2 separate regions of the Homo sapiens genome follow, and region 1 is linked to region 2. Evidence: read pairs that join two places in POLR2A ChIA-PET (ENCODE). Cell type or tissue: MCF 10A. All regions are shown on one strand. Each heading gives the region's core, and the rest is flanking DNA. Links, peaks and the distances in the headings are about the cores only.

The links. ChIA-PET counts read pairs that join two places held together with the same protein. Peaks named below come from ENCODE experiments on the same cell type or tissue, not always from the same donor. Only the 100,000 strongest peaks of a DNase experiment are listed, where the experiment ranks them.
Region 1: POLR2A ChIA-PET joins it to region 2 with 5 read pairs; 1 of 35 experiments calls an interaction of 5 or more read pairs at or near these places.

Annotation. Positions count from the first base shown.
Region 1 is chr6:147,125,802-147,141,500 of GRCh38, reverse strand. All of the region lies in intron 3 of STXBP5-AS1 (STXBP5 antisense RNA 1), which reads left to right. Among named protein-coding and RNA genes, the nearest start is that of LUADT1, 25 kb to the left of the region's middle. In MCF 10A, for the core only: no CTCF peak of the experiment used is centred there; a DNase peak (open chromatin) is centred at 6,180.
Region 2 is chr6:146,898,116-146,913,814 of GRCh38, reverse strand. All of the region lies in intron 7 of STXBP5-AS1 (STXBP5 antisense RNA 1), which reads left to right. Among named protein-coding and RNA genes, the nearest start is that of LUADT1, 250 kb to the left of the region's middle. In MCF 10A, for the core only: no CTCF peak of the experiment used is centred there; a DNase peak (open chromatin) is centred at 8,264.

The sequences.
Region 1 (15,699 bases), core at 4,455-8,454, 230 kb before region 2:
AAATTTTAACTTCAGAAGGGAAAGAACTAACGACAGGAGGCATTAGGTAATGTAATATCTTATTTTCATTGAAAAATCATATATGGATTTCTGTTATTAGGAAGTCAGTGTAATTTGTGACTGACCTCTTACTTTTGGTAGCTTTTCATGGGTTAAAAGGGAAAGTAGTGGAGTATTTAGGGTGTTAGGAACTGCTCTTTGAGTATAAAAGCACTGACATCCACAAGATTTCTTTGTAGACAAAATGAAGTGGGCAGTGAAGATCAAGTTCTAGGAGGGTCTAACTTTATTCATGTTGAATATCATTATGGACTCAGAGATTTATTTTTTACCTTGGATTATAAGCCAATACTACTTTATTTTGTTGTTCAAATTTTCCAGCTTTGACCATTGGTAGGTCTTTTAGTTGGCTACTCTGTTCCTTCCATAACCCAGAGTTGTTGTTCCTTTCTTTCCTTTTTTTGAGCACTTCCTTACTTTCTAGCACTATAAGATGCTGTAGGCCCATATTAAATATTTTCTGCACCAATCCTAGGATCAGCCTATTCTCCAAAGAGCACTGATTCTTTTGATTGGAAAATGGTATTAGAAAACAAGATCTGGGTGTCAGGTGTCTGCTGTTGGTAATGGGATGTTGTTGCTTCTAGGACCACTCCACTGACAGAGGAAGGAAATACATTTGTGGATACTAACCCATGTATATATACATATCTATAATTGCTCCCATGTATAACCATCTGTATCTGCATTAAGCTAAATATGAGTTCATATTGATGTCTTCAACTCTAATCCATGACCACATGGATCATTTGGTTCTTTCCCTTTCTTATCTGAAGATCTCACGCCAGCAGTGAGAAACCTGACTGTATCATCCAGTTCTTATTTACTTAATTGTTCAATTTTAGTGTGTGTGTATATATATATATAGTGTGTATATATATATATAGTGTGTGTGTGTGTATATATATAGTGTGTATATATATATAGTGTGTGTGTATATATATAGTGTGTATATATATATAGTGTGTGTATATATACAGTGTGTATATATATCCAGTGTGTGTGTATATATGTGTGTGTGTGTGTGTGTGTGTATATATCAGTATCAGAATTGCCTATATTCCTATGAGGAACAATATTATTCACTAGATTACACTGCTCATGTACAATTTATTTTTCCTTTAGCCTTACACATTTCTCTCATTTCCAAAGTTACTTAGATCACCTTTCCTTCCCACCCCATTCAGTGAGTTTGTTTCATACATTTTTGTTTGTTTGGTTTTTTTTTAGATGGAGTCTCATTCTGTTCCCTAGTCTGGAGTGCAGTGGTACGATCTCAGCTCACTACAGCCTCCATCTCCCAGGTTCAAGCGATTCTCGTGCCTCAGCCTCCCAAGCAGCTGGGATTACAGGCGTGCACCACTACTCCTGGTTAGTTTTTGTATTTTTGGTAGAGACGGGGTTTCATCATGTTGGCCAGGCTGGTCTTGAACTCCTGACCTCAGGCAATCCACCTACCTTGGCCTCCCAAAGTGCTGGGACTACAGGTGCGAGCTACCACACCTGGCCGTGTTTCATACATTTTTAATACCATTAGATTTATTTTATACATTGGTAATACAGTCAGCCTGGTCACATTCTGTGTTCCATCCTGAGGTATTCGAATCTCCAAAATGGTTTTGATTTTTAAAATTTGCATACAGTAAGGTTCACTCTTTATGCTGAAAAGTTCTATGAGTTTTGACAAAAGCATAGTGTCATGTATTTATCATTGCAATATCATACAGGATGGTTTCACCACTCGAATAAATCCCTGTGCTTCATGAATTCAACCGTCACCTAATACCTCCCAAACACCTAGAAACCACTGATGATTTGCCCATTGCTATAGCTTTGACTTTTCTAAAATGTCAGATAATTGGCGTCTTTTTCTTTATCAGCATAGTTACTAGCCTACATTTATTAAGTATTCACCATGTGGCTTTTTCTATGCTACGTGTTCTTCAGGTACTATCTTATTTTAATTCTCAGACCAACTGTTTACAGGAGGTACAATTATCATCCTTAATTTACAGAAGAGGAAACATAGAATGGCTATGTGTCACTCCTAAAGTTGCATACAGCTTAGAAAAGGACTTGTCAGTTTAAAACAAGGGCCATTTGGCTTTGAAATTTGTGTCCAACCTAGTATATTATACTGCAAAATTCATATTCAGAATAGAGAAATAGTGCCTGCTTCAGAATGCTCCTTCACTGTGTTATATTTTGATAGTTCTGTACATAAAACTAGGGGACTTTTTACAACTCCAAAGATGTATTACTTTCATAGGAAAATATGTTAATACTAAAAAGGAAGGAAGGAAGGAGTAAGGAAGGAGAAAGCATGTCAGGTGCAGGAACAGGTTCTGTCGCTCTGTTAGGTTCTGCTTAAGGTCATGCATTATCTTGAGAGGGTGCACTGCAGCGAACATTCTGCTGAATCAGAGCAGCCCTTGAGTTCTACCAGCCCTGGAAAAGGTAAGTCCAGAGGGGCACATTTCATAACTTTTGCCCTAAAGAGGCTGTGATGTTCAGCATATTATATTTTATTCACATTGCCAATTGACTCGAGAGCATAGTAAAATTTGAAAGTTCTAGTTCTTTATCTTCTTTGGTAATGTGGCTATTAATACAGATTGCAACTATGATTCATGCCATGTTTTTAATCTTTTCACAAAACCTCAAAGAAGGCTTTTCCACCATGCTTCCCATCAAACCCTTAAAAGTTAGCCAGTAGATGAATTATTGATTGTTGTTAAAATAAAACACTTTCTTGATATTTGAGAATGTTTTAATGTGAATTTAACCTATGAACCAATGGGTAAACAATTCGTTCTGAGTATATAGATGTGTTTTGGAAGCCCAGAATAAAAAATTTAAATGATCACTTATGAATCTGGTATCAGATTTCTGATAGAAAAGCATTCTCTCCAGAAAAAAAAAATTAGCCTTCTTTTAGCAAATGATGGCAACATATTAGGAAACACAAAAGGTAATATTTACGTAAAATCATTTGCAAGTGTTCCCTGTGAGGCCATAAAATCACATCTGGAATTTCAATCATCTAGATATTCTGTTGTGAACTGGCATGACCATGGCTTTACACACATGGCATCCTGAAAGAGGGAATTACCTTGTTCATTAGCAAGAGGCTTAGATTGGTCATAACGTTTCTCAAAGGTACTTGCATTGGTTGGCTGGGGCCGCTGCAACGAAGTACCATAAACTGGGTGGCATAAACAACAGGAATTTGTTATCTCACAGTTCCAGAGGGTAGAAGGTTGAGATTAAGATGTGGGTATGGTTGCTTCCTTCTGAGGGCTGGGAGGGAGAATCTGTTCCAGGCGCCTCACCTAGCTTCTGGTGCTTTGATGGCAGTCTTTGGTGTTTTTGCCTTGAAGATACATCACCCTGATTTCTGCCTTCATATTTACATGGCCTTCTCTTTGTGTCTCCTTCATGATTTTCCCTCTGTGCATGTTTGTGTCTACATTAAAATTTTCCCTTTTTATAAGGACATCAGTCATACTGGATTAGGATCCATCCTTGTGACCTTGTTTTAACTTGATTATCTCTATAATGGCCCTCTTTCTAAGTAAGGTCATATTCTGGGGTATTAGAGCCTAGGACTTCAATATGTCTTATTTGGGGGACACAAATTAACCCATAACTCTACCACTGAGGTTTATTCTGCTAACACAGAGCCAATAGCCTGTACCATGCCCTACTTAAGGTCCTTTTCCTCATTCTTTCCATTTACTCTCTGTTCAAACAGCAAATTTCCTGGATGAATTTGGCCTGCAGAATGAATTGGGGGAGAATGAGGATGGGATTTACATTAGGCAAGAGGCTGAGATGGTGTGAGTGAACTAAAAACTCAAAAAACACGTGATTCTGGGCAACTTATACCGAAGCTGTTCTTTGACTCTCATGAAAAGACGGAACCTCTGAAAGTTTTCACTAGAGCATATTGATAAAGAGGTCACACTCCGAATTTGGGCCAGCTTGGTAATAACCCAAATCCACCATTTCCTTTGGCAGATTATTTAACATTTCTGCGTCTCAGTGCCCTAATTTTAAAATGGAAATATTAATATTAATATCCATTTCATAAGATTGTTTTGAGGATTAAATGGGATAATCTGTTGAAAGAGCTTAGTACAATGTCTATCACATAATTAGCACTCAATAAATGTTATTCAGTGTTATTACTGTTATTTTATTTTTCTAGTCTTATTATTTTTGTTGCCCAAAAGTAGACATGAGTTCTGCTCTTAAGGAGTTTGTATTTTATGAACTACAACTTGAATATGGATGTAAGAGTCTAAGTTCTCTTTCCTATTCTCAGTCTTTATTTCTCTCTTCTCTTTATTTTCTCTACCTTGAAAATTTCAGTTTCATCTATTTCTACCACTTACATTTTCACCTCTTGATATGTTATTCCTAAATCCTTATCTTTGATTCCAAGCACTTTTGTGACATATTTCATATCCTATTTTGGATTGGAATTCTCTATCTTTATGTATTTCTAATTATTAGGAGTCAAATGAAATAATCTTTGTATCACTCACAGTGCCTAACAGAGTGCCTGACACTTAGTAGGTGCCAAACAAATATTTGGGGATAAATGTATGAGCTAATATTTCAGAATTTAAAGTGAATCTAGATGATTCAGGACCCTAAGAGTTTTCCAGACTTAAAGGGAGAAATGATTATTTTTTTCTCATTTCTTCTATTTTGTTTTGAAAAAACAACTGGTCCTTTTCTCAATTTCATGTGGATCTAGAGGCACAGTCAATTAAGGTGTCTGGTTATCACTCTGGCCATAGGCATGGGTCCATGCCCAGGCTGAGTTATTCACAGATGCCCTTATTTCTGGCACAGTGACTTTTTCTCAGATAGGTGTATGATCTGTTTAGGATTCAATCGTCTTCCTTGAGATTTTTCCATGGATAGGAAGGGAGAGAGACAATGAAAGAGAGATTTTTATTTAATTGGTGTTGCCAATCTGGTATAATATGAAGTTGAAATTATCACCAGCTTTGTCTTTATCATACACAAATGGCTTGTCTGTAGCTATAAAGAATAAGGTAAACTCTCAAAAAAAAAAAAAAGGGAGAGTGAGACTTCCATTGAATCCAGCTGTGATTGAAACCAGATCTACCCACGGACTTCCCAATTACATGAGCCAATGAATTGCCTTTCATTTTTGCCTAAGCTAATTGTAAGTTAGATTGCTCTCGTTTGCAACAGAAAGAGTCTCAACTAATACAAATAATTAGTTTCATTTCTTACTGTCTTTGCTTGAAAGTTCTCATTGAAAGTCAGACAAACATAGAGTTAATTATTTTCTCTATGTAGACAGGTAGCAAAATCTTATTCTATGTTTTCTTGCTCCATGGATTTTTAGTGAAACAGAAGGATCTGAATCTGTAATTTCAAAGGAAGCCATAATTACACAATCAGCGATGCAAATATTTGTCTTATAAGCTACCTGATTAAGCTTTCATTGTCCTGGGATAGGACATCAATAGGTATTACTAAATACCACGTATGTATATTGTACTGCAGCAGATTCAGAAGACAGTCTCTTCCCTTAAGGAGCTCACAATCTAGCAGAGGAGATAAAGCATATGCACACAAACAAAAAAAAATAGAACAGTACAACTATCCAATCAATAATTCATGTTGGACTTAGAAGCGTGTTTAGAATTCTAAAAGGGAAGGGAAGGAGAGGTGTGGAAAAGGGATGAGGAATTTCAGTGGTGACATGGAGTAAATAAAAGCAGAGATGGAAAAGTGAAATGCTTACTTACAGGCCAGTGATTCATCCATTTGGCTTGGGAAGGGATACCTGCAGAGGAGTGATGGATCCCAAGACTGAACAGTTAGACTGTGGTTGGATTTTTAAAAGCTTGGAATGCCAGTCTAAGGAGTTAGATTTCAGGTTTAAAGGAAGGAGAGTGGCTACAGGTATTTGGGTGGAGTGAGCTGCAATGTGATCAAGCTCTCTTGTCTTAGGTGTTTCAGGATATAGGGCTATAGTGATCTGCCCTAGGAACTCTTAAGGCAGAAGCTAAAGCAGGGAGTCATGCCAGGAGCTATTGAGACACCTAAGGCATGACGCGATGAGAGCTCAAATGTGGTTAGGGCCAAAGAGGAGGGCAGGGTGAAGACACATGAGAGAGGAAGCACATCTGGAAGAATGGACAGAAGCCAAGTCTAGACTGGAGGAGGAAGATGAGGCAATGGATTTTGAGCTGGGATGAAAGGTTGAATTTTGTGGGGCAGAATGAGGAAATTTAGGAATTTTACTGTTTGAACTTTATATTTATTTACTTATATATTTATATAAATATAAAATAAATATACTTATATTTATTTTATATTTATTTATGTTATCATTTGAATAATGTTCTTCTCTCATTATAGACTATACGCTCCTTTAATTTGTGGACCATTTCACTATTTGCTATAGTTTCACATCCAACATTTAGCATGGTACCTGAAACCTAATAGTTGCTCAATAAATATTTGCTGAATGAATGAATATTTAGTATGGTATGTAAACTGCCATTCAGTATACACATTAAATTATTAATATATTTATTTGAGCTGAAATTGATATAATGTTTGAATCATTTTAGAATGTTAAAGCAACTCTGTAAGAAAAGTTGTAGAACCAATATTTTCCCCAGTTTTATTGAGGTATGATTGACAAAAATTGCATTTATTAGGGTATATATTGTGATGTTTTGGTATATGCATACACTAAAAAATGATTACCACAATCAACCCATGTAACATATCCATCACTGCACATTGTTAACGTTTTCTTTCTGTGGCAAGAACTTTTGAGTCTACTCTCTTAGCAAATTTCAAGTTTACACTACGTTATTAACTATACTAATTGTGTTGTACAGTAGATCCCTGGTACTTATTCATCTTATAGTTAAAAGTTGGCATCCTTTGACCAATATCTCCTCTTTTCCCCACCCCCAAACTCTCTGGTAACCATCATTCTACATTTTGTTACTGTGAGTTTGACTTTTCAGATTCCACATGTAAATGAGAACATGCAGTATTTGTCTTTCTGTGTCTAGCTTATCTCACCTAGCATAACACCCTCAAGGTTCATCCCCATTGTTGCAAATGACATTCTATAAAATTACACTTTTTTAGGCTAAATAATCTTCCATTGTATATATGTACCACATTTTCTTTATTCAAATGTTGACAGACACTAAGGTTGTTTTCATTATTCACTGTTGCAAATAATGCTGCAATGGATATGGGGGGGTGCAGATATCTCTAAGATCCTGATTTCATTTCCTTTGGATATATACTCAGAAGTAGGATTGCTGGATCATAGGGTAGTTCTGTTTTTAATTTTTAAGGGAAACTCCCATACTGTTTTCCATAATGGTGGTTTTCCATAACATTCATACCAATTTACCATCTCCACAGACATCACACAAGTGTTCCCATTTCTCTACATCCTTGACAACACACTTTTTCTTTTGACTTTTTGATAACAGCCACCCTAACAAGTGTGAGATAATATCTCATTGTGGTTTTGATTTGCATTTCCCCGATGATGAGTGATGTCAATCTTCTTTCCATATACATGTCGGTCATTTGTATGTCTTTGGAGAAATGTCAATTCAGTTACTTTGCCCATTTTTTAATTGGGTTATTTGACTTTTGGCTATTAAATTATATGAGTTTCTTACATGTTTGGATATGAGTCTTGTACGAACTGTACGGTTTGCAGATTATTTTCTCCTATTCTGTAGGTTACCATTTTATTCTGTTGATTGTTTGCTATGCAGAAACTTGTTTATTTTTGCTTTTATAGCCTGTGCTTTTGGTGTCAAATCCAAATAATCATTGCTGAGACCAATGTCAAGGAAAATTTCCCCTATGTTTGTCTTCTAGGAATTTTACAGTTTCACATCTTATGTTTAGGTCTTTAAATCATTTGGTGTTGATTTTTGTGTATGGTGTAAGAATAATGGGTCTAATTTCGTTATTTTGTTTGTGGATATCCAGTGAGGTAAACATCATTTATTGAAGAGTCTATCATCTTCCTATTGTACATTGTCATTTGTAACCAATAAAGAAGGAAATGTTTTCAGGTAAATATTTTCTGAATTGCTAAATGTTACACTAACAGCAAAGTCAGTCATCAAAAGTGTTCATGGAGTCAGCCACAGGATTATCTGCTTTCTGCTTCAATGAATTCTACATAAAGGAATTCTTGCTCAGTAGAATGATGATGCAATTTTCAATTTTGGTCACAATGAGCAACAGGGAATTATCTTTAATTTCTGTTTAAACATCATAAACATTTGGAGTTAGCCCTGACTTAAAATGCCAGCTGTGTTCTGAACTAGCCGTGTGACTTCAGGCAAGTCACTTTATCCCTCTGAGCTTCAGTTTTCTTACCTGCAAAATGGGAATAATAGTACCCACTTTCCTGCTTGTATTGTTGTGAGGATTACATCATCTAGATAATTTACGTGAAGTCTTTAGCATGGTGTCTGGCTCATGGCGGATACTCAGTAAATATTTTTAAATTGTTGTTTGCACTTTTATTGCTGTAATTATTAACTCGACCTGTGAGTTTTTCATAGAAGGGATTATGTCTTAGGCATCTTGTACCTAATGTCCAACATGTTGTTGTAACCCCAACACCTAGCTCAAGCATGTTTACAGAATTGAGCTAAGATCCTCTTGAGAATGCTAAATGAGAAGAACAAAGGGGCTGTGTAATAAAGAAGTTCAGCCTTTGTAATTATTCAGCCATGTGCTTCTAATTCAGGTTAAAAAAATTTGAAGGCCAAAGAATCTTTTTAAACATATCTTACAAAGGAAGGTAGATTTAACTATTTAAATGGAGTCACTGGCAAACATGTTCTAGGAAAATAATAATGAACTAGTGCGATCAAAAGGTGATCTTTACTATTGCTTTGTTAAAAATAGTCTTCTCATCTAAAACTGTTTTTATATATGCAACTTTGTGAGATCTTTTTATAATTCTTGTAATGGAAAAGCTAGAATGATATGTTATTAGGAATTTATCATAATATATAATATATAACATTACCTGACTTAAGGAATGACTAAATATGTGGAATAATTAGCTATGTTATAGTGAGATTCTCTTCTTTGTGGATTACATGAATGCTTTAGAAGGTCAGTAGCATTACTATTTCTACTGGAGAACTTTCATTTTTAAATATATTATAAAAATGACTTTCAATAATGACATAAAATATAGAACTTTTTTTATTACAGGAATTATAAAACATTTTTGCACCAACTATGATTGTAATTTAGGCTGAAATAATGCCAGTTATTTTGCTACTTTGCTGAAGTCCCCTTTTTTGAGCCTACACTGAACCTGTAATACTTATGGAAAGAGTTACCATAGCAACCTATATTGATGTCACAAGCTCAGGCTTCTGACTTCATTGCATAATGCAGTAGCCACTGGATTTGCAGCAGAAACACTCTGCTACAGAACAAGTGTCTTGGTTCACAGCAAAGAGGACAAAGAAAACAGCAAGTTTTAGGGGGTTGAATCCTGGATTGTGAGTCAGATTACCTGAGTTCTTATTTTAACCCTCCCTCTCACTTGTTGCCTTGTTTTGAGTAATTGTGTTTACATGTGTGCACTGAGGTTTGAAGCAAGAAAGCTTCTATCTCTAGGATGAACAGAGCAGAGAAAAATTCAGGATATCTAATGTTTTGCATTTGGTAGAGAGCTCAGTAAAGCTAGAACACCCTAAAAATAACTTGGCAGGAAAGGAATTACTAATGCTTTGTAGTAGGTATCTAGCTAGCTCACAAAGATATTAAGGACACTTTGAAATTAAAAAGCATCTGGCTGGGTTTTTTATTTTTACTTTTTGAAATAGTAATGGGTAAAGGACAAGATTAATGTCCTAATCTTAATTTTAGTAAGAATATGGAGAACTTGTACATAAATATGTCACTATATCTACATAACTATATTAACATAATGGTCTATTTAATGGGTATGATGCTTCTTATGTTTATACTGTATACATTAAAAAATAAATGTGTTCTAATTGTGTCATATAAATGTTGATTCTCATTAGAAAACAACTGAATAAGTGAAATGGGCTTGCTAATTTAAGATGACATTTTAAACAAATCCTGATGATACAGTTCTTAAAAAGATCTAACCTTTTCATTGGAGCCTGTTCATTATTTCCATTGCTCTGGCTTCTTGTTAAAGACTAGATTTTAGAAATGAGATATGAATATTTTGGGATTTGAAAAGGCACTTAAACAAATCAATTTCCACACCAGAAACTACGGTGAAAACACGATATGTCTTTTTATTTTTATTTTCTCTAAGGTAATAAGGCTAGACATTTTGATAAGGAGAACTATGACCCTTTATAACCTTTCTATTCATAAGCTTCAATCATTCCAAGTTATCAGCCAAAATATCACAAGCTGTAAACCTCATTAGCTCAATTCAATGTTGAATAGACCCAGTGAAGACACAGTTTGTTATGTCTTAGAAAATTTTTAAGTTACTCTTGAAAAATGTAGAGTGAGGTAGAAGTTGGAGGGCATATTTTTGAATAAGCACTTAAATGCAATTAAGCTCCACATTATAATGCAGCACAAGCATTTGTATGAGGTGCAAAACCATCTTTTCAGAGCCAGAATTTAGTGTACAGTGTTTTATAGAATATCTAAGAATGCAAATTGATTCTTTCATCATAGACATCATGCCTATCAAATTAGCTAATGTAACCTTTGTTTTTCCTAGCAAAAACATGTGTGTTTGTGTGAATTTAATTCAACAGATTTTTATTCACTTTATTGACATGAAAAGGTCCTAAATGTATATAGTAACGTTTTGTAAAAGAACAGGTTGGCCCCCATTTTTTTTTTATCTTAAGCAAGAGAGCAATATTGGTAACTTTCTGGACTCTGTGTAGTCCATCTGCTAAATTCTACCATTTCCTAAATACAACTTCTATGAATAGCAGAGACTCAGCACCCACTGCAAAATCATGAATATCAAGGAATCATATGTATAGAAGGAGCTTTACTTTATTGACCAAACTGAGATCTGATAGATTTAAGTAACTTTCCCAAAGTTAATTGGTAGAAGAATCCATACCTCAGCCAAATACTTGTTCTATCGCATTAGACTGTATGGATCCTGCTGGACAGCTTCTATCCAGAATCACCTCCTTGACTAATCTTGAAAATTCTGTACTGTCCATTTCTTGAGATCTGTTCTTTTAGCTAAGTTTGTGACTATAAACTAAATTTGGCTATTGATAGTTATTCAGTTAAATTTATTCAACATTTTGAAATGTCTATGTGTGCAGAGTTTTATAGTATATAAAAACAGCATAAGAGTATTTATAAAACTCTGGTGGGGTGATATTACTTTGAAGAGTAAATCAACCAGAAAACAAAATCAGATGCACAGTAATGCTGTCAAAATCATATGCATAAGAGTTAAGGAAATTCCGGGAAAGGGAATAATCAGAGGCAATGAAACCATGGACTTAGCCAAAGAATGTTTCTTAGTGGTGTAGTATTTCTTACCTTTTAAACCTTCTTCTGTCCTGTCTCTCTATTGCTCCCCCCTCACCCTCACTGTTTTTTTTTTTCATCATAGAAGTAATCCATGTTTATTGTTAAAACATTAGGTAGGAGAGTTGAGCAAAAATAAAAGGATAATTCTATGATCAAAAGATTATCTACAGCATCTTCTGCATGTCTTTTCTCAAAACATTTTAATCTCACCTGTAGGCTCAAACATTTTTTTTTAAATGGGAGCATATTCTGCATATTACTTTGTAACTTTTTCTTCTTACATAACAATATCGTGTAACAATCTTTCTGTGATTATAATTAGAGATTTATCTGAATTTCAGTTACATAAAAGTCTATATACGGCTGTACCATAATTCATTTAATCATTTTGCTATTTTTAGACTGTAGTCAATTCCCAGTTTCTTGCTGACATAATTTATATATAAATTAAAACCTATATGTGGCCAGGCACAGTGGCTGTAATCCCAGCACTTTGGGAGGCCGAGGCGGATCACTTGAGGCCAGGAGTTCGAGACCAGCCTGGCCAACCAGTCTCTACTAAAAAAAACAAAAAATTAGCTGGGTGGGGTGATATGCACCTGTAGTCTCAGCTACTCCCGAGGCTGAGGCAGGAGAATCGTTTGAACTTGGGAGGCAGAGGTTGCAGTGAGCCGAGATCATACCACTGCACTCCAGCCTGGGTGACAGAGCAAGACTCCATCTCAAGAAAAACAAACAAACAAAAAACCCCACGTTTATACAACCTTGAACACTTATTCAGTTTTTTATTTAATTGAAAATAATTTTGTTCAAAGTTTTTGAGATATAATTGACATACAATCAGATGTTTTCTGATTGTAAAACCCTAGAAGGGGAATAGCTGAGTCAAAGGGTATAAATTATTTTAAGCATTTTGATACATTTTGAAAAACTGATTCCTAGAAATACATCAATTGATAATGTCGTAAGAATGAGATGTATTTCCCTGCTCCTATGCTACTACTGGATATTAGCATAATTTTTAATCATAACAAACTGCTAGAGAAAAAAATAGTACTTTAATAAAATTTGTGTTGTTTTTGTGAGATCTTCTGATGTTGAACAGCTTTTCATATTTGAATTTTATTCAATTAGAATTCAAATTTCTTCTTTTAATTGACTATGTATATCCTCTAGTTAGTTACCTATTGGGTGCTGGTCTGTTTTTTAAATTAATTTAGATGGGTTACTTTTATAGTAAGGTATAATTGATTGCCACATACCATGCTAATTAGTGTTCTAGTTGGCCATTTGTCTTTTAACTATGGCTTTCATTTATTTGTTTCATGTTATTTCATATTTTTTACATATACAGTGTATTAGTGTTCTCTTTTATGGTTTCTTCTTTTGGCATCAGCCTCCAAAAGATCATATAAATATTTGCCTATTTTTTTTCACAGCATTGATTTTCTTTTCATTTATTTCTTCTACAATTTATTTTGACTTAAGAAGTGAGATATATTCAAATATTTATTTGAATATTTTTCCAAGTGTTTTTCCCCACGCTTCTGAAATCCAAAGTTTATATGTAATTTAAAAAATTCTGTTGCGTGATCTAATGTCAGTATCACAGTTTTATTTAATTAATTATTGTTTAATAATTAAATAATTGCTTATTTGCTTAAATAAAACAATTGTTTTATTGTTTAAATCTTTTGGTATCATACTTATAATAATGTTGTGAAAAGAATTATAAAACCTGTGCTTTCTCCAATGGATATACCAAAAGGGGATATTGCACTAGACTGTTTCCTTTCATTTGCTCTTTTAATCCAAGACTCACAATTTTATGTTTGTTGTATCTAGTTGAAATTAATTAATTTTAACTGCTATATTATATTTTTATTGACTATATAATAATATGTTACCTTATCTTTTCAGGAGGCGTTTGATTAGTTTATTTGTATTCAGTGCTTTACAAGAATCTAGTAAGATGATTTTATGGTTTTTATTCTTAAGCTGTTAGTGAAGTGAATCACACTGGTAGATTTTTCTAATGATAAACGACTTGCAGTTTTGGCATCAACTCAACATAGTCATGATAGTATCATTTTATAGACTATGGGGGTTCAACTTAGTGATATTTTTATTTAGGATTTTCACATATATGGTCTCCAAGGAGATTTTCCTTTCTCATACTATCCCTAGTTTTGATATGAGGATCATACTTGCCTTAAAGGATGGGATTGGAGCATTCCTTCTTTTTCTTTTTTCCTGGAAAGGAAATTTTGTCTGTTCCTCTATTTATGGTAGAATTTTTCGTAAAACTGTTGGATTTTGCAGTTGTTCTTGTTGTTTTTATTGTTTGTTTTGGAGAAGTGTGACTCCTTGAATTACGGTGGAATTGCCTGTAAAGCTATGTGAACTTTTGTTGTTCTTATTCTTGTTTGTTTGGGGGAGGGATGGAAGAATATGTAATTTACTGGTTTCAGTTCCTTAGTGGTTATATAAATCTATGTATATATGATTTTGTTTGGAAAATTTCTGCTTAGTTTTGTTTAGTAAATTATATTTTTTCTAGAAATTTGTTTTATTTATTTTCAAGTATTAGTTTTATCTTTTGAATGTCTGAAATATAGTTCTTTTTAATGTTTTATTTGTGTCTTCTCTTTTTTTGTCAATATCACTAGAGAAAAAATTCTTCAGCCTTTTCAAAAAATAAAATTTTAACTTTCCTTACACCTCTTATCATTTGCTGTCTAATAAGGTAGGTGAAAGCTGAGTGGCTTAAAATAATCATGATCTTATTAGTTCATGAATTTGTGGATCAGAAATTCAGATAGCGTTTGCCTAGGTCATTCTTTTGCTCCATGTGATATTAACTGGGTTTATCTCGTGGTATTTGCTGGTGGCTAGTCTGATCTGGAGAGCCTAAAATAGCTCTACTCACATGCCTGGTGCCTTGGTAAGAACAGCTGGAGGGCTGAACTCTCCTCGGTTTTTCCTTCTACGCATGCAGCACAGGGCCACTCCACAAGTCCTCTCCAAGAGAGTAGTCAGACTTCTTACGTTGCAGCCAGTGCTCCAAGAATGTTCTGAGAAACAGAAAGTATAAGTTGCAAGTTTTCTTAAAGGCTAGACATAGAACTGGCAAAGCATCACTTCTGCCATATTTTTTTTTCCAAAGTAGTCATAGAATGAAGATTCCAGGGAAGGGAAATCACGCCTCTCCCCACTGAGATTAGTAACAAAGAATCGGGGCCATCTTCATTCCATCCCATTGATCCTTTGTTCTATGAGTTATTTAGAAACATGGTTAGAAAATTCTGATCATTTGTATCCTTAACAGTGTGTCTCCTTGGGACCTAGAAGACATATCCATCAATTGCAATATATGATTCTAATTTGGATCCTGACTTGAACAAACAAAAATATGAGATAATCAGGGAAATTGAACACTGACTAGATGTTTGAGACTTTTTAAATAAAGGTATATGATGATATTTTGGTTATGTTAAAAACAAAAAGACCTTCTATAAAGTTACAAACATTTATGGATGAATTTGTTTCAGAGAAATATCAATGGGAATGAATATGTAGATTGGCTATGAATTGAATAATTGTTGAAGCTAGCTGAAATGTACATTTGCATTCCATATACTATTTCATCTACTCCTGTAGTTGTTAGAAATTTTCATAAAAAAGTTAAACATTTATCTTATTGATAATGATTTCTAATTTAATTTCATTGTTGTCAGAAAAAGTAGAATGCACACTTCCTCACTCCCACAAATATACACACACATGTACTTATACATATAAATTAAATGAGACTTGCTCCTTTAGACCTTAATATATTCAATTATTCAATTTTGATAAATGTACTATATATGTTGGAGAAACTATGGAATCTCTCTAATCTATTTATATATACATTAAATAAAGTTTTGTCCTAAATTTTCATTTTTATATACTTTTTGTGCTTAAACTGTTAATTGAGAAAGGTGTGTTTAATCTTCATATTTTTATAATGATGTGTTAATTTCTATAGTTCTAGAAATGTTTTGCATTGTGTGTAATTTG
Region 2 (15,699 bases), core at 6,630-10,629:
TTTGAAAGAAACAGAAATTAATGCAAAAAAATTAATTTACTCTGATTTGCTTTGGACATTTTCTATCATTGGTGTTTGAAAGCAATACTAGTATGCAGATACTAGTGTGGCTGATTTATGCCATGCACAATAAATATACAAGAGATGAAAGATAATTTTAAACTCCTGTAATGCTAGCAGTAATGTAGATAATTGACAATCTGTCTTTTCGCTCCTACACCTCGTGTGCATAAAACAATGCCCACCTTGCAATAAACACTCAGGAAATGATTAATAAATTAAGTCTGTCTTTTGTCTTTCCTACATCCTTGTGTTACAACATCTCTCTGTGTGTTTGTTCCACAAAATGTCTAAATGAAGTCATAGCTGCATTTTTAAAGCACCGTGTTGCTTTGCATGTACCTTTTCATTATCTTACTAAGCTCTCACAAAACACCCTTTAAATCTTCACTTATCAGATGAGAAAACTAAGGCACAGGCAGGTCAAGTGACTTACCCAGAGTGAGGGGAGTTACTTGACGGTAGAGGCAGGACTTTAACCCAGATCTCCTGGCTTTTCAGGGCTTTCATGCTCTCCCACAATGAACAAGGCTGTATCAGTCAAAAACTCTCTCCTAGTTATCGTGACTTTGGGTGAAGACTTTGGGCTACGGTGTTGCATCTCACAGGAAGTCTGTGATCAGGGGCAATTGATCATTTGACCCTATTGTCAGTCATGAACCCTGCAGAAAGCTTTGTTTTATCAGACAGCTGTCTAAAGAAGCAGAAGGTTTAGAGCAGTTGCCTTCAGAAGCAGCACTTCCAGGAGACAGGGAGGGCTGGAGCAGAGACAGGGTGGTGTTCAGGATTGGGCACCAGGAACGTGTAGATGCAGAACCCCCAGGTGTTCACAAGAAGGGCAGCCAGGAAGGGACATGGGCAATGCTTGGGCCAGACCACACTTCCTTCTCTGTTCTGCCTGTGTCATCTTCTCTTCCTAATCTGTGTGGGTTGCCATCATTCCATGGCTCTCCTGGGTGATTCTCTAGGGCCCATGACTTAATGCTGATGGGATTAATTTTAATGGCTCTACACAAAGTCAGAATGCTCTTTTAATAATATACTATTGATTTTCTCCATGCATTGGGTGTAAGCTTATTTCTGCATGGGATTCTGTGGAGCAATAGGAGTTTACATTTATATTCAAATCTGGCAGCCATACGTCAGGCCTCCTCTCAGGATGAGCACAGACCACTGTGGTGCACCACTATGAATCTGTATAATGAAAACTGCCTTTGCTACTTTCCTTTTTCATTTTAGGAAAAGGAAATACATTTTGTATACATCAATGAAATTATTAGAATACCCTCTGATACAGAGCTCAGCTCTCTTGGGAAACCAGACCTCTTATGGGTGAAGAGAGAAATAAAATATTAGGAAGCTAAATCATATGTATCTTTATCTTGGCTCTTAGCAGCAAGGCAACTTTATAAAATGTGATTATGAATTATTGAAATTTTTCTTAAAGACAGAAAACTATAAATAAAAGTCATCCAAAGGAAAAACATTGCCATGATTTATGTGCATTCTTTAAATAATTCACCAAGAGGAAATTAGAAATATTTGTTTATATGCTTGTTTGTTTATGAGATGTTTCTGTCAAAAAGAATTTAATAGGAAATCTGTTTTCACTCAAGTCCAAATTGAAATTTCAGAAATGGGCTACCCCAATGCAGAATTCATCATCATAAATGTTAAGGATTTGGGGACCGTGAAGGCACCCTCTTATCAAAACTTGTGGGCACATATGTGTGGCTGGGTGTGCCGGGTGGGGCAGCAACATGATGTCAGGTTGTGTCCTTGCTCTTCTTATTCTTTAGAGCTCTTCTCCCTCAGGATACTCCAGCTAAGAAAGTATGGACGCTTCCCCTAGTTTAGAATGCACTTCAGATGGATTCCAAGCTAGAACAAGGTCTATCTGGAGGTGAAGTCATGTGACATGAACTAATGGCTAGATTTCTACTGAGGAAGCTTGGGGTCCTTGTCTATAAGGTAAAACTATCAATATTATCAACCTCTTATGATTAGTGAGGATAGAATGACATCATGACTATGAACATCTTTTATGAAGTAGAATGTTGGGCTGAGGTCAGCTGTCTTTTCTGTCTAGAGGATGAAGAGATCCTCCTAGCTTGGCGGAATACTCTGCTCTGATGGAAGTACCATCCTGGTCCAAACATGAAAGAATTCCCAACATCAAGATTGATTGAAACATATTCAATGGGTATGTGTGATCTTCACATATGTATCTATTGGAAGTATAACAAAATTCTTCCATTTGTGTGGTGGTGAATGTAAAATTTGTATAGCGGTGAATGTAAAATCAGAATGCAAAACCAGAAAATCAGAACCTGGGCTACTCTCCACTGTCCTCCACAAATTAGCTCTGTAAACTTGGGTAAGTCACTATACCTTTAGGCCTTATTTTTATTATTTGTAAAGCATAGGATTTGGATTAGGACATATGACAAGTATTAAAACTATGATACTAAAAGAAGTATAATGAGTAGATCTTTTAAAATGGTAGCTCCTTTAATATAGTTTAAGCCTTGATAAGAATCAGGGGAAAATAGTTCAACTCAGCTTCAGCTTCTCAAAAATCATGATTTCCACATAAGAAAGATGACCCTCCAGGGGAGAGGGAAAAGCAGAGAGGGACATGGCACCCTGCTGTGCAAGCCACAGGGAGGACACACATTTTGTCTGAGAAGACACATGTTTTTATTCAAACGGGACTCTACACCTGTGAGGAACTTACTGTGGTGAAGGTAACGTGCTCTATCCCTGAGAATCAACTTAAAAAAAGGATCCCTGAGAATCCTTGAAAAGGAACAGAACTCCTAATCAGGAAACACTGCATAGAATTTAAACATTAGAAATGAAAGTGTGTGCTAAGAATGAAACAACAACAATGACATGGGCCTTTTTTCTTACCATTCTGTTGCCTGAATTCAACATCTTCCTTTGGAAGTGATTCTTGTCTCCTGTAGCTAAACCGGTGTCTAGAATCAGGGATGGGAAGCAGTAGGCAGGGATGTGTGGACACACAGAGACATGGAGGTGCAGGAGGAGCAGTTATTAACAAACACTCCAGTCACAAGACAGGCTTGAAGACAAAGCCTTTGAGACAAAGACTTAAAGTCTAAAGGAGCACTGGTAGTATTCATCTTGTACAGGGAAGCAGCTGTCCACAGAGAACTCCACACCCATTTTGCCTTCACTCCTTGCATAATGGGAAAATATACAGTATTTTATTTGGAGCTGGTGAAATTTTTCCCTTTTGTTTTGGCTTTTCAGTGGAGGGAGGATTAGCAGAGGGCAAGAAAGAAAATGCAGTAACTCATTTAGGAAGAAGGTATAGGTGCTAGAAATAGTCTTTGTGGAAAGAATATCATATTTAAAGCAAGAGGGTAAATTTTGTTGCAAGGGAAATGAGGAACAAATCGATACAAGGTAAAATAGTTGCCAAGTCATAGGAAAGAGTAGAGACAAACATTTTTTAGACTTGTCAAAACAACTCATTATTGTACTGTCTGTGCCAAGGTCTTCAGAGTCGGTACATTTATTTATGTTTGCTCCTCAGACCACTATAACTATTTAGTTTCTCTCCCAGCAGACAGGCATTGCTGACTTGATATTCTGGATTTTGTGTTGGCCATCACACTTGGCCATTTAAATGCTTTACTTGGACCATGGCCCTGGCACACCTTTATCTCCAAGTTCATACTAGAAACCTTTATTATAGTGGTTTAATGGGAATTTAGTAGATTTAAACCAGCCTGAGAAATAACCACTTAACAACTTGCTTCTATTGGATGGCTTCAGAATCTATTCACTCGTGCCTCCAATAGTTGTGTGTTGTTGCCCAAGCATGTCCAGAGAGGTGAACTGACAGCCAACCACTTCTTTCACAAGATCACCCCGTGATATGACACAAAATGTCACCATGACTTGGAAATCCCATCTTTTGAATTTCTATCTCTGGTTATTCCATGAAAGGAAAATGTTTAACAATATCTTCAGAATGTAGAGCTTTAGAGCTCTGTTTCCTGAGGAGTAGCTTAATTAAGCACAAGTAATTTCAGCCTATGCACAGGAGGTCATGAGTAGTAACTGGTTACTGTTTGATGGTAGGATGCATAGTTTAGCTCCCTCAGGACAATCCAATGACTATATGAGACACTAAAGAAATCATCAAGGCCTGCCTTTGATTTTACGGTTGGAAGAACTATGGTTAGAGTGGTTGCTGCTTGTTCAAGGTCAAACATTAACTATGCATAGGCAGAATTAAAACTGATGTCTACTGACTCTGAGGACTGTGATCTTTCTTCCTCGCAGTGCTGTCTGCTACAAATAAGTATTTCTAAAACACAACAGTACATAATGTGCAGATTATAAGTGGGCATCCTTTCCTCTAAGTAGCTGACTTTTCAATTTGTTCTGTTCAAACTTGGTTAAAACATTTATTTTTCTAGCATTGACTCTGAGATTCTTCCAAATACTTGGAGACACCATGCACAAAGATACAGCGTGCAGTGCACTTAATGTCAAATGCACTTGCTGCCAGAATGATCAAGAGTAAAAAAGAGAATTGCACACAAAGGCCGACATAGGAACCAGTCTCCAACTTCCTGTACTTCAGAAATACACTGTAGATAATTGGATGATATTCCTCTATACAAGTGTAAATGGGTAAGGTACTTCATCATCAGACTGCCTTGTGATTTAGCAAGTCTGCATCCAAAGATATCTCTAAATGCACATAAATGACTAAGGCTTCATAAGCCAGAGAGAATCATATCTCTTCATATCGCTTCATAAGCCAGAGCGATCAGTCAGTATCTCAGAGAGTTGGTGCCAAGAGGATGGAAGTAAAAATTGAGAGGAGCAATCTATAGCCAGGTCTGGATGTAGAAGAACATTGGTAAGGAAATAAACACTAAAAATTCAGCATGCACACTTCCACGAAGAAACCATCTTGACAGAAATGGTGTCATAAAGGGTAAATGAGAAAAGCCCCTTCTATTTGTTCATGGTGTTACTGCATTTTTATTATAGATTGTCCCAAGGGAGCTGAACTATGTATCCTAACATCAAATGGTAACCAGTTACTACTCACGTCCTTTTGTGCATAGACTGAAATTACTTGTGCTTAATTGAACTACTCTGCAGGAAATGGAATCCTCCAAATATCCTCAGCTTCCTAAAAGAGATTGCTTTAAAAAAGTCATAAAGTTACTGCTCAGAATCTCAAATTTTATAAAGAGGTTTGTAGTTGTATACTATTCATATGACACATTTTATTTTCCCTTATGTATTAGGCTTCCATCTCTGGGACCTAAGACCCTCCAAGAAAATACTACCTGAATTTTTTCTTTCTGTTACCAGACTATTTCCCATAGGCCTTAGATATATAGCTGACTGAAGTTGCTTTTAAAAATAATATACAGACAATGCTCTGTGATGTAAATATGACTGGCTTTTAGCTATATTTCAAAGATGACCATTGAGTAATATTTTCCCCAGGGAGCCCCAGCAGTGAAATACCCCAACACTATTGATGTTTTTCGCAACCTGACCCAGATATCTGGTTACCCTTCAAATGACTGCGCGATTGTTCTCTGACTGCCTGGTTACACCTAATATACTCAGGATATACCTCTTTGGCCCCAAAAGAAAGGAAGTCCAGTGTCTGTAATTCCATTGCAGCCGAAGGCAACAGGGTTCACATCCAACGACTGGCTACAGCTCTTAGCACTACTGAGTTCCGACAAAAGTGTTGTCCCTTCTCCAGCCATATAAAAATGGACTTTGTTTTCTCAAAGACTCATGAGTGTCCCAAAAATTCTACTCTCCCTTCTCAAATATAAACATCAGAATCTTCCTTGGAGAGGTGAGAGACTCGAACACTTCACTCTCTTCTTTGGTTAAGGATTCTTCCCTTTCAGGAGGCTGAGGATTGGCTATAATATTTGCTTGTGTTTCATCCTTTCTCTTTGAGTCTGAGTCTCTGTGTGGAGGTCCAATTGTCTAGGGGCAAAAATAACCCATTCTAGCTCCAATCATTGAACTAGAACATTAGTCCTTATACAAATAACTATATTAGGGAATATTACTGGTTTCTACAGGGAAAATAGATTTTCTGCTAGAATAGAAATGTGAACACTTCCTCTACTTTAAAGTACAAAAAATATTCTATTTCACCTTTCACAATGCCAAAGGCACCTCTGTATCACTCAAAAGTATGTGTTGATTGGCCAGGCATGGTGGCTTACGCCTGTAATCCCAGGACTTTGGGAGGTTGAGGCGGGCGGATCACGAAGTCAGGAGCTCGAGACCATCCTGGCTAACATGATGAAACCTCATCTCTACTAAAAATACAAAAAATTAGCTGGGCGTGGTAGCACACGCCTGTAGTCCCAGCTACTCAGGAGGCTGAGGCAGGAGAATCACTTGAACCTGGGAGGTGGAAGTTGCAGTGAGCCAAGATTGTGCCACTGCACTCCAGCCTGGGTGACAGAGCAAGATTCTGTTTCAAAAGAAAAAAAGAGTATTTGTTGATAAATAAAAGTTAAACTTTAAAAAATATATTGTTTTCCCATCACTTTTATTGTCTGATTGAGGAAAATTACCTCATATTTGTCTCATTCAGTTCATCTTTCAACATGGGATTCTAACTATAGAAGTTGTCATGAAACCAACCAAAGTTATCAACAGAGCCCTGGCTTTAGAAGATACTGCCTTGGGTTAACAAAGAGGACAAAAATAACCTGTGTTTAAGTGTTTAATTCTGTTTTCATAATGTATTTATTTCAAAGATTTTTAAGTGGAAATATGGGACTTTGTAAAATAAGTTTTTAAAAATATCCTTAATTGTTCATGGCCAGAGGAGATGAAATTGCCAGAATAAGGATGACATGGAACACCCAGGGGTAGACTAGGAGGGATGTAAATGTGAAGATACCAAGAGATGGCATCCTTGTATCTCCATCAGTGCCTGTCATCACAGAGCTACCTTAAACGATCACATAACCTAAGGAAAATGAGTGGGCTTAGTATGTAAATGCAACTTTAAGACAATCCCCAGCTTTTCTTCCAACATATTGCAGTCCCTGAGCCCATAGCGTAATAGAAATTCTGGAAGCTAGCATCTTCTAATCCAATAAAGCTCAATAGTAATAACAAAAACCTCTAAAGAAGTCGTATCTCAAGCTTGAAATAACTTGTAACCTCCTCATCTCTTTTTCTGTATTGTTACTGAGTAGCAATCTTGAATTCAAGCAATTAAAAAGTGGAAAATATTTGTAATATTCCTATATCAATAACACTGGTTAAACACTTTATATATATATATATATATATATATATATATATAAAATACACTTACATGAAGTGCATAATTTAGCACTTACTATAGACCAGATTCTTAATTTTGTGCATTACCTCACTTGTTTCTCAAAGCAGCACTGTGTGAAGTAGATACAATTCTTTTACCCATGTTAGTAGTTGAGAAAACAATCTCAGAGAGCAGAAATGACTTGCTGCAAGTTATACCATGAGTGACAGAGCTGAGAGGTTAGCACAGTCTCTCTGACAGGAACACCCTAGCTTATAACCACCATGTAACACTGCCAAAACAGTAAGGAGGTATTTGAGTTTTCAGGGTCTGCACACATATGCAGTTGATGGCTGTTGGGAAACTAAATATGAAAATAGCTTGGCTTATGCAGTACAGAAAAATGTTTATTCTATTTCCTAGGATGTAGGCTGGTGGCAGAAAGTAGACCCTGGAGAACAGGAGCACTTGGTTTCAAATAAAATACCTGCATTAAATATTCAGCTTTCCTGCACCTTTATGTGAGTACAGTACCAGAGGAATGGGCAAACTGGCAATGGCTCAGCCTTGGTATAAACAAATCTCTGCACTGGCCCCACTGAAGGCCTGATACTTTATCAACTGGTGAGACCCAGAAGGGGTACCAGGAACACACAGTTTCCCCAGGGCCACTGCTGCAGCCTCCCTGGTTAGATCGTGGTGCCAATCAGGCCTCCAGGTTGATAGGAATTGATGTGGATTAGTTTCACAAAGCTGCCTCTCTTTAGCCCCAGTCAAATGCAGCTGTCCAGGTAAACCTAATGCCAGCAATGGTCAGATAGGCATCTTTGTGGTTGCTTGGATAATAGGTATGTTTATTTCCTCTGTGATGTCTGGGCAAGTGCCAAGGTTCAGGCCTCTGGCTAAGGAAGCAGAGGGACTCAATGGGAAATTGCCAGAGGGCTGACTCTAGCTGAACATTTTTGCCAGCAGCTATTTGATCATTCTAAAGATAAAGAGGACAAGGAAGAGCCAAATTCATTTTGCAACTGGAGTCCTCTGGGTGTTCAGTCTCTTTGTAATATACTGTTAATGTGATTAAAATGGAAGCATTTAGACTTAAATGGTTGTTGGAATAAATTAGGGACATCAAAATTGGCAGAGTTTAGGTTTTGAAGAACTCAATTCTGTCAGCTCTCCATGAAAGTTAATCACTCCAATATTAAGCTATTTTTTTCATGATGTGAAATTTGGCAGTGAACAAAATCAACAGGGTCACAGCTTCAAAGAGGAATCCACTACATTTTGGCAGAGAAATGTGCCTAAGAATGCCTCTTTTAAAGGACTTAAGAGGAAGCATCTATTAATCAGAGGGGGTAGAAGAGGTGTGTGTGTGCATACATGTACCCAGTATCTGAGAGCCAGTCGGTGAAACTGATTTTTTAATGTAATCTGCTGTCTTCAAACACTTTTCCATTGGTCTTCAAAAATAAAAAGAAGCAAAAATTCAAATAGCAAAAACACCTCTAAATGTACATGTGACACAGACATACGCATACATGTATATAAACACATATACGCAGACAGGTAGCACGTGAAGAATAAGATGGTGAGAGATGTGTATATATTTATATGCACGCATGCACATGTGCACACTGACATTTTGGTTGCCTGGGTAGCAAGCAGAAACAGAAAGCTTCTCAGAGTAGAGCTAGCCACTTCTTGAAGATCTGACATGTCTCAGGCAGTCGTGGGTAGCTCAGAGCAAAATCTTTGAAGAAAGCAAATTTGAATGTCTCTTTATGATCGTATTTATACCTCAGACTTTTTTTTTTTTTTTTAATCCTCAGACTCCTTAAGTCCATGGGGAAAGGGCTGCAAAATAGGAGTTTGGCTTTTTGGCCTATGAATTAATGACAGTTTCTGGATCAGCTATTTCCCAGAGAACAAATCTCTTATTTCCCTCAACACACACACACACACACACACACACACACACACACACGGATACAGAATATACACATGCACTCAACATTATCAGCTCTTCTGTATATGTGTGTCTAACACATTGTTAATGGTTTTCATTTTCAGTGTTTTAAGGATTTCCCTGAAGGTTATCCAAATAACAGCTTTGCAAAAAAATACATAAAAGGCCACGTTCAAATTGTCTTTTGAATGATGCCCTTGCTAGTCATGAAAATAAGCTCTTTCTCATACGCCCGGTGCAGTACTAAAAAAGAACCTGGCACCAGCCGTGATGAAAATCCAGTCTGGGGACTAGGAGAAATGAAATATACTGTGCCCTTTCTCTGAGGTCATGACTCCATCCTCAAGAAGGCTATAGCAAACAATGTTTAGGGGTAGAAAGTGTCACATGTAAAATATCCACTGGGAACTTTGGCTTACGATACTCCTGCATATGCTAGAGAAGAAAACAAAGGTTTATTTCCTATGATATATCAATCTTAGGCTTTTTATGTGATCAGGTAAAAGGGAGTGTGGGCTACAGGTCTGGGGACCAGTTCTCTATTTTAGGCATTGATTCTACATAGTTTGTGACCTTGGACAAATCATGAACCCCTATTCAGAACTTATCTGTAAAATTAGGATGAACATGTCAACCTCCTCCCCATTGTGGCTGAGAAGAACAAAGATGATTCTTAGATGTCACCTGTGTGAAACCAACAAAGTGCTTTATAAATATGAGCTACGGGGATTTACATAGAGGGAAACTAATACATGCAAGTAGGGAGTGCAACGCTTCCTTCTGGAGAGGAAGAGGCCTCAAGAGGAAGGCACCCCTGCAAAGGCGGGAGGGACTGGCTGCTATTGTCTAACGCATGTTGAATGAGTAAGTCCTCTAAGGACCTTTATCATCTCCGTCTTCCAAGTGCCCGCTTGGTTTGAATGCCCACACGGTCAATTTGAGTTGAATTTCCAGCCTGCTAATGTGTGTTGATGTTGTTGTTGCTGAGAAACTTGCATTTCCCCTATAGATTAGTTGATCTGCCTTTCTATAGAGTCTGAGTTCCTGATCTTTCCCCCACTTTAGTGCTAACGTAATAAAAATAGAATTGCTGCATAATGATCCAAAGCCCTAATTGATTCTCCAGTTACTGTAATTGTGTCTCAGACCTCCAAATCCACACTGAAGTCGGCTATTGATGAAGCATTCTAACCAGAACACAAGACTGGAATGCATGGTGGGAGAACCTCAAGAAAAGGAGATCTTGTTTTAATTAAAATTAGCCCTTACTAACAAAAGAAAACAGTTGTTCTCAGGCCTTGGATGCTAACAGGAGCAAGATTCCTCCTGAGGGGAGTGAACCTCAATGTTTTTTTAAAAATGTTACCAGCTTTTCAAATAAGTAGGCTGCTCAGTCCCTTAACAACCTAGATGGGTAGCCTTTCTATAAATAGCTCATCCCATTACATTCTTGTTTATTCTCTGTTTATGTGGTTACTGGCTTTATTCTTGCCTATTGTGGGTAGATGCCCAGGCTCCAAGGCAACTTTGTATTTTTGTCTTTTGGCAAAGCAGAACAAGGGGTGGGAGTGAAGAAGATGAAGATGGCGACTCTCCCCCTACACCTACCAACACAGCAACCTACATACTGTCTGTCTGAATGTCCCCAAGGGCTCCAAGTAAATGACAGTTTTGTCAAAAATGCAACTGAATGGTTAAAAGAATATGAATGATCTAGGTAAATTATAAAGCCTAAGATATACACACACATGTATATGCATGTGTATGTGTGTATACACATTTACATAGCTATACTATGCATACATGTGCATATGTATGTGCATATAGGTATATTCAAACTCTTAAATATGAATGCATTGAAACTTTAAATAAAAGGGAAGGAAGACAATGAGTGCCATCTCGTGGAGAGGAGAGCTACCAGTAAATTTTCCAAATTGTCTGTACTTCAGACATTTTTTTAATGACTAACCAATATTCCTCGGAGTAAATATTTTCTTCCTGCCTTTCCAGGTTTTTCACCTAAATAACAATAAGTGTCCACTACATGAACACTGTCTTGTTCCTTTGTGCCAGGATATGCTTTAAGGAATGAACTGCGTTCATGGGAGTGGGTGTTTTGGTGTATCAGAAAATGCATTCATTACTGACCCCAGCTCTGGCAAAAGTCTCAAAAGTTGTTACAATTTATAAGAAATATGACAACAGACTCAACGACTCACTGTGTTTTAGGGCTGTGACCAGTTGATGCTGTTACAGCTGCCACTCCCGACAATGTCATCCCATCACATTGTTCACACTCCGACTGTCCATGCACAAAAGCTCAGTTGAATCCAAGGCATGTGTTTTTACTTCAACTCAATAAATTGGCATCCCAATCTACTGCCCTATCTACACATATAGTCCTAGAAGCTATAGTAATGCACCTTTGGCTCAGTTGCCTGAGGTGCACACATGGACAATTATGCCTGCTCATACTCTGTTATGTGTACATATGGACAAGAAGGAGAATTTACTTCTTCCTAGTGCAAACATCATCAAGGATAGAGGTTCATATCCCAGGGGGTGGTGAGAGTCCATGGGAAAACTGAGTCCTGCTAAATATTACATGAACACAATTCACTAATAGAAGCTCATTACTCAGCATAGGGGTAGGAAGTGTGTTAATAACTATTAGACAAATAGGATTGGAAAAGGGTAACAATGTCTGAGCTTCTGAAATTGAGTAAGAAAGGGCATTGCTAGTACAAGTAGCTTACATGTATCCTTGCATGTATTCTTTCACCAAATATTAGGTTGGTGCAAAAGTAATCATGGTTACTTTTAATGGCAAAAACCATGATTACTTTTGCATCAACTTAATATTATTGAGTGCTTATATGGTACCCACACTAGGCATAATGGAAGAGATCAAACGGGCAAGAATGGACAAAACTCCGTGCTCTTGAAGGACTTATGTTCTAGTAGGGAAATACAATAAATTAATATACCATTTGTTGTAGGATGACAAGAATTAAGGAGAAAAATAAATAGGTAGCGGGGAAAGGCTCTTGGATAGAGAGAATGTTGTAATTTTAGATAAGGTGGCAAGCGAAGGCCTCACAGAGAAAGGGAAACTGAAGTCAAGATTTGGAGGAGGTAACAGAGCAAGCTTTGGAAATATCTTGGGCAGAAGCACTTCAGGCAGAAGGATCAGTGAAGCAAAGAGCCCGTGGCAGGCCTATGCCTGGCATGTCAAGAAGCAGCAATCCGTGCACCAGGCGCCGGGGCAGGTTCTTCTCCACATTTAATCTCATTATAACCTCTTCACCACAGTGAGAGAGAATCTGATTAAAATCCCATTTTATAAAGAAGAAAATCACTTTAACCAAATGTTCACAAGCGCATATAACAAGCACACCAGGGGACTGAACAGTGTGCCCAACCTGGTCAGTGGTGAAGTTAGCTTGACCCCTGACCTTGCCCTGGCCTTGATATTTTTGTACCCTAAGCCTAGTAGCTGCAGGGCTGAGCAAATGGATCTCTCAAAGGTTGGAGAATGAGGAGGTAGAGTGGGCGCAGGAGGAAAGGATGTTGTTAGGGCAGATCTGGACGTACGTAGAATTTTTAGCATTTTTTTTTGTAAAGAACAGTTGGCCAGACTATGTTCTTTTCATAAGTCCATATATAGAATTTCAGTGTGGAATCTCTTTTGATTTTCATATTTTAATAAATTAGGCTTTATAATTTTTCTCTTATTTTCAAAAGCTAAGGAATAGTTATAGTTTCTGAAGTTAATGCATCAACTACTTGAAAATCATTACGTTGTGCTAAAGAATCTGATTTCATATCGCTATTACACATCTATTCTTTCACCAAATATTAGGTTGGTGCACCTCCTCTTAAGGTCTAGAAATCACCTTTTGTGCTCTCTGTTTTAAAAACTGATAGATGTTGGCCGGGCAAGGTGGCTTATGCTTGTAATCCCAGCACTTTGGGAGACCGAGGCGGGCGGATCACCTGAGGTCAGGAGTTCAAGACCAGCCTGACCAACATGGTGAAACCCCATCTCTACTAAAAACACAAAAAATTAGCTGGATATGATCGGGGGGTCGGGGGTATGGCACCTCTAATCCCAGCTACTCAGGAGGCTGAGGCAGGAGAATCGCTTGAACCTGGGAGGCAGAGGTTGCAGTGAGCCAAGATTGCACCACTGCACTCCAGCCTGGGCAGAGCGAGACTCCGTCGCAAAAAAAAAAAAAAAAGAAAAGAAAGAAAATGATGTTAAATGGTTAAATGTGTTCTGTTTTTTCTTGACTTCTTTTTTTTTTTCCAGTTTTCTTATCTCATTGGCTCCCTTCTATCTCTCTCTTTTTTTTTTTTTTTTTTTTTGAGATGGAGTTTCGCTCTTGTCACTCAGGCTGCAGTGCAGTGGCATGATCTGGGCTCACTGCAACCTCTGCCTGCCAGGTTCAAGCGATTCTCCTGCCTCAGCCTCCTGAGTAGCTGGGATTACAGGTGCCCACCACCACACCCGGTTAATTTTTGTATTTTTAGTAGAGATGGGGTTTCGCCATGCTGGCCAGACTGGTCTCGAACTCCTGACCTCAGGTTATCCACCCGCCTAGGTCTCCCAAAGTGCTGGGATTACAGGCATGAGCCTCCGCACCCGGCCCCTTCTATCTCTTATAAATGAAACCATCATTAGTTAAAGAATCACTACTCATTTAGAGGGCTATTCAGAATTTCAGCATGAAAGATCTGCCATGAGCATAGTTATAGCTAAATGGTTTCTATGGAGAGGTGGTGATCAAAGGGAAGATGTTTGACAGGGGTGGGATGGGGTGGGGGAGGGGCCTATGATGATACAGGGAAAATGACGGGTGACAAGGAAGGGGCAAGGGATGGGGAAGATGAGCTGTCACAGAGCTAGGAGCTCCAAAAAGACTATTGTTGGTCCAAGCACCAAGTTGAAGTAGCTTCTTCTCCCTCCCCTCCTAGATGGCACGCCTTCCTGGCCCGCTCCCTGGGATCTGCTTTCCTCAGATTCTTTCCTTTCCACCTTTCTCAAAATGTTCAGATAAGAAATAACACCAGTGATAGCTACCATTACTTCTGTATGTGTGATACTTCAATACTTCCTATTGTTCGAGCTTATAAAAATCCTACATTCAACACACATGAAAGAGATGCAGAGAGATGAAGACATTTGTCCAAGTTACATACACAACTACAAAATAGCAGAGCTGGAAATTAAACCCAAATCTGATAGACACTGAACCCATCTTTTGTATATACCATGTGACCACTTCGTGCCTGGGGATGAACTGTCCTAGAATTGTTTGCATTTTAATCATGAGCAACATTCAAAAGGTAATGGAATGGGTTCCAAGGTCAAACTTCCAGACACTGGAGAAGGTGGGAGTAAAACAGTATTGGGTTTTAGGAATCTTCCCAGTGTTTGTTCCTGAGACAAGTCCCTGAGGTAGTGTCTTGTCAGTTCAGCTGGCATTTATGAAGCACATACATCCACCATACTTGATGCCTGGCTCTGGAAATAATACCGTTGTTATAAGCGATGCTTGTCTTCTCCTTCTCTTGACAACCTACCCCTCTCTTCTGGAAAGTTCAAGTTGTGGAACAATGTGCCCAGGATCTAGTTCTTTTCTTTTTCATTAAGGATAATTCTCTTCCTACATTAGCAAAATCATATGACATCAGTTACTAGGAGTGTTTAAATTTTTTCATATCTACACCATCGGCTGTAATTTTTGAATCTAGATTTCATCTGTTTATCCGTTGAAAACAGGAAGCATTTGGGAGATGGCTTGTAGTATGCCTCATATGTAGCATTTACTAAAATAAAGGACACTGGAGAGAGTCTAAGGTTTATCACCAAATTACACCAGTAGAAGCCTGCAAAGAGTCTCCAAAAAAAAATCATATTTTTAATTTGGCAAACTGAGTCTCTTTTCCATGAACACACATTCAGGTTATTGAAGGCAATTTTCTTGTCCTGCAAGTTTTTAATTATTTTTAATCCTAGTGAGACATGCTGAACTTCTTCATCTGCTCCTTGGGTGAGTGAGGTGATTTTTAGGATCCTCGCCTTTTCTGTCTCTCTCTCTCTCTCACAGAGTAGTCTGCTTAGACATCATTTTTCTTATCGTGTGGTGTCCAGGGTTAAAGATTTTATCTCAGATAGGGGTTCATGAGGCAGGAGTTCATGGTGCCTCCCTTTATCTGAAACCCACTTTTCATGCTGTCTTAGATATGGTCCACTTGTTTATCAGTTCTCTTCCAGAACTGGTTTATATTGAGCTCATTCGCTCAAGGTCTTTCCCTCACAAATTCTTTTAAAGCCAGTTCTCTGTCCTTAAAA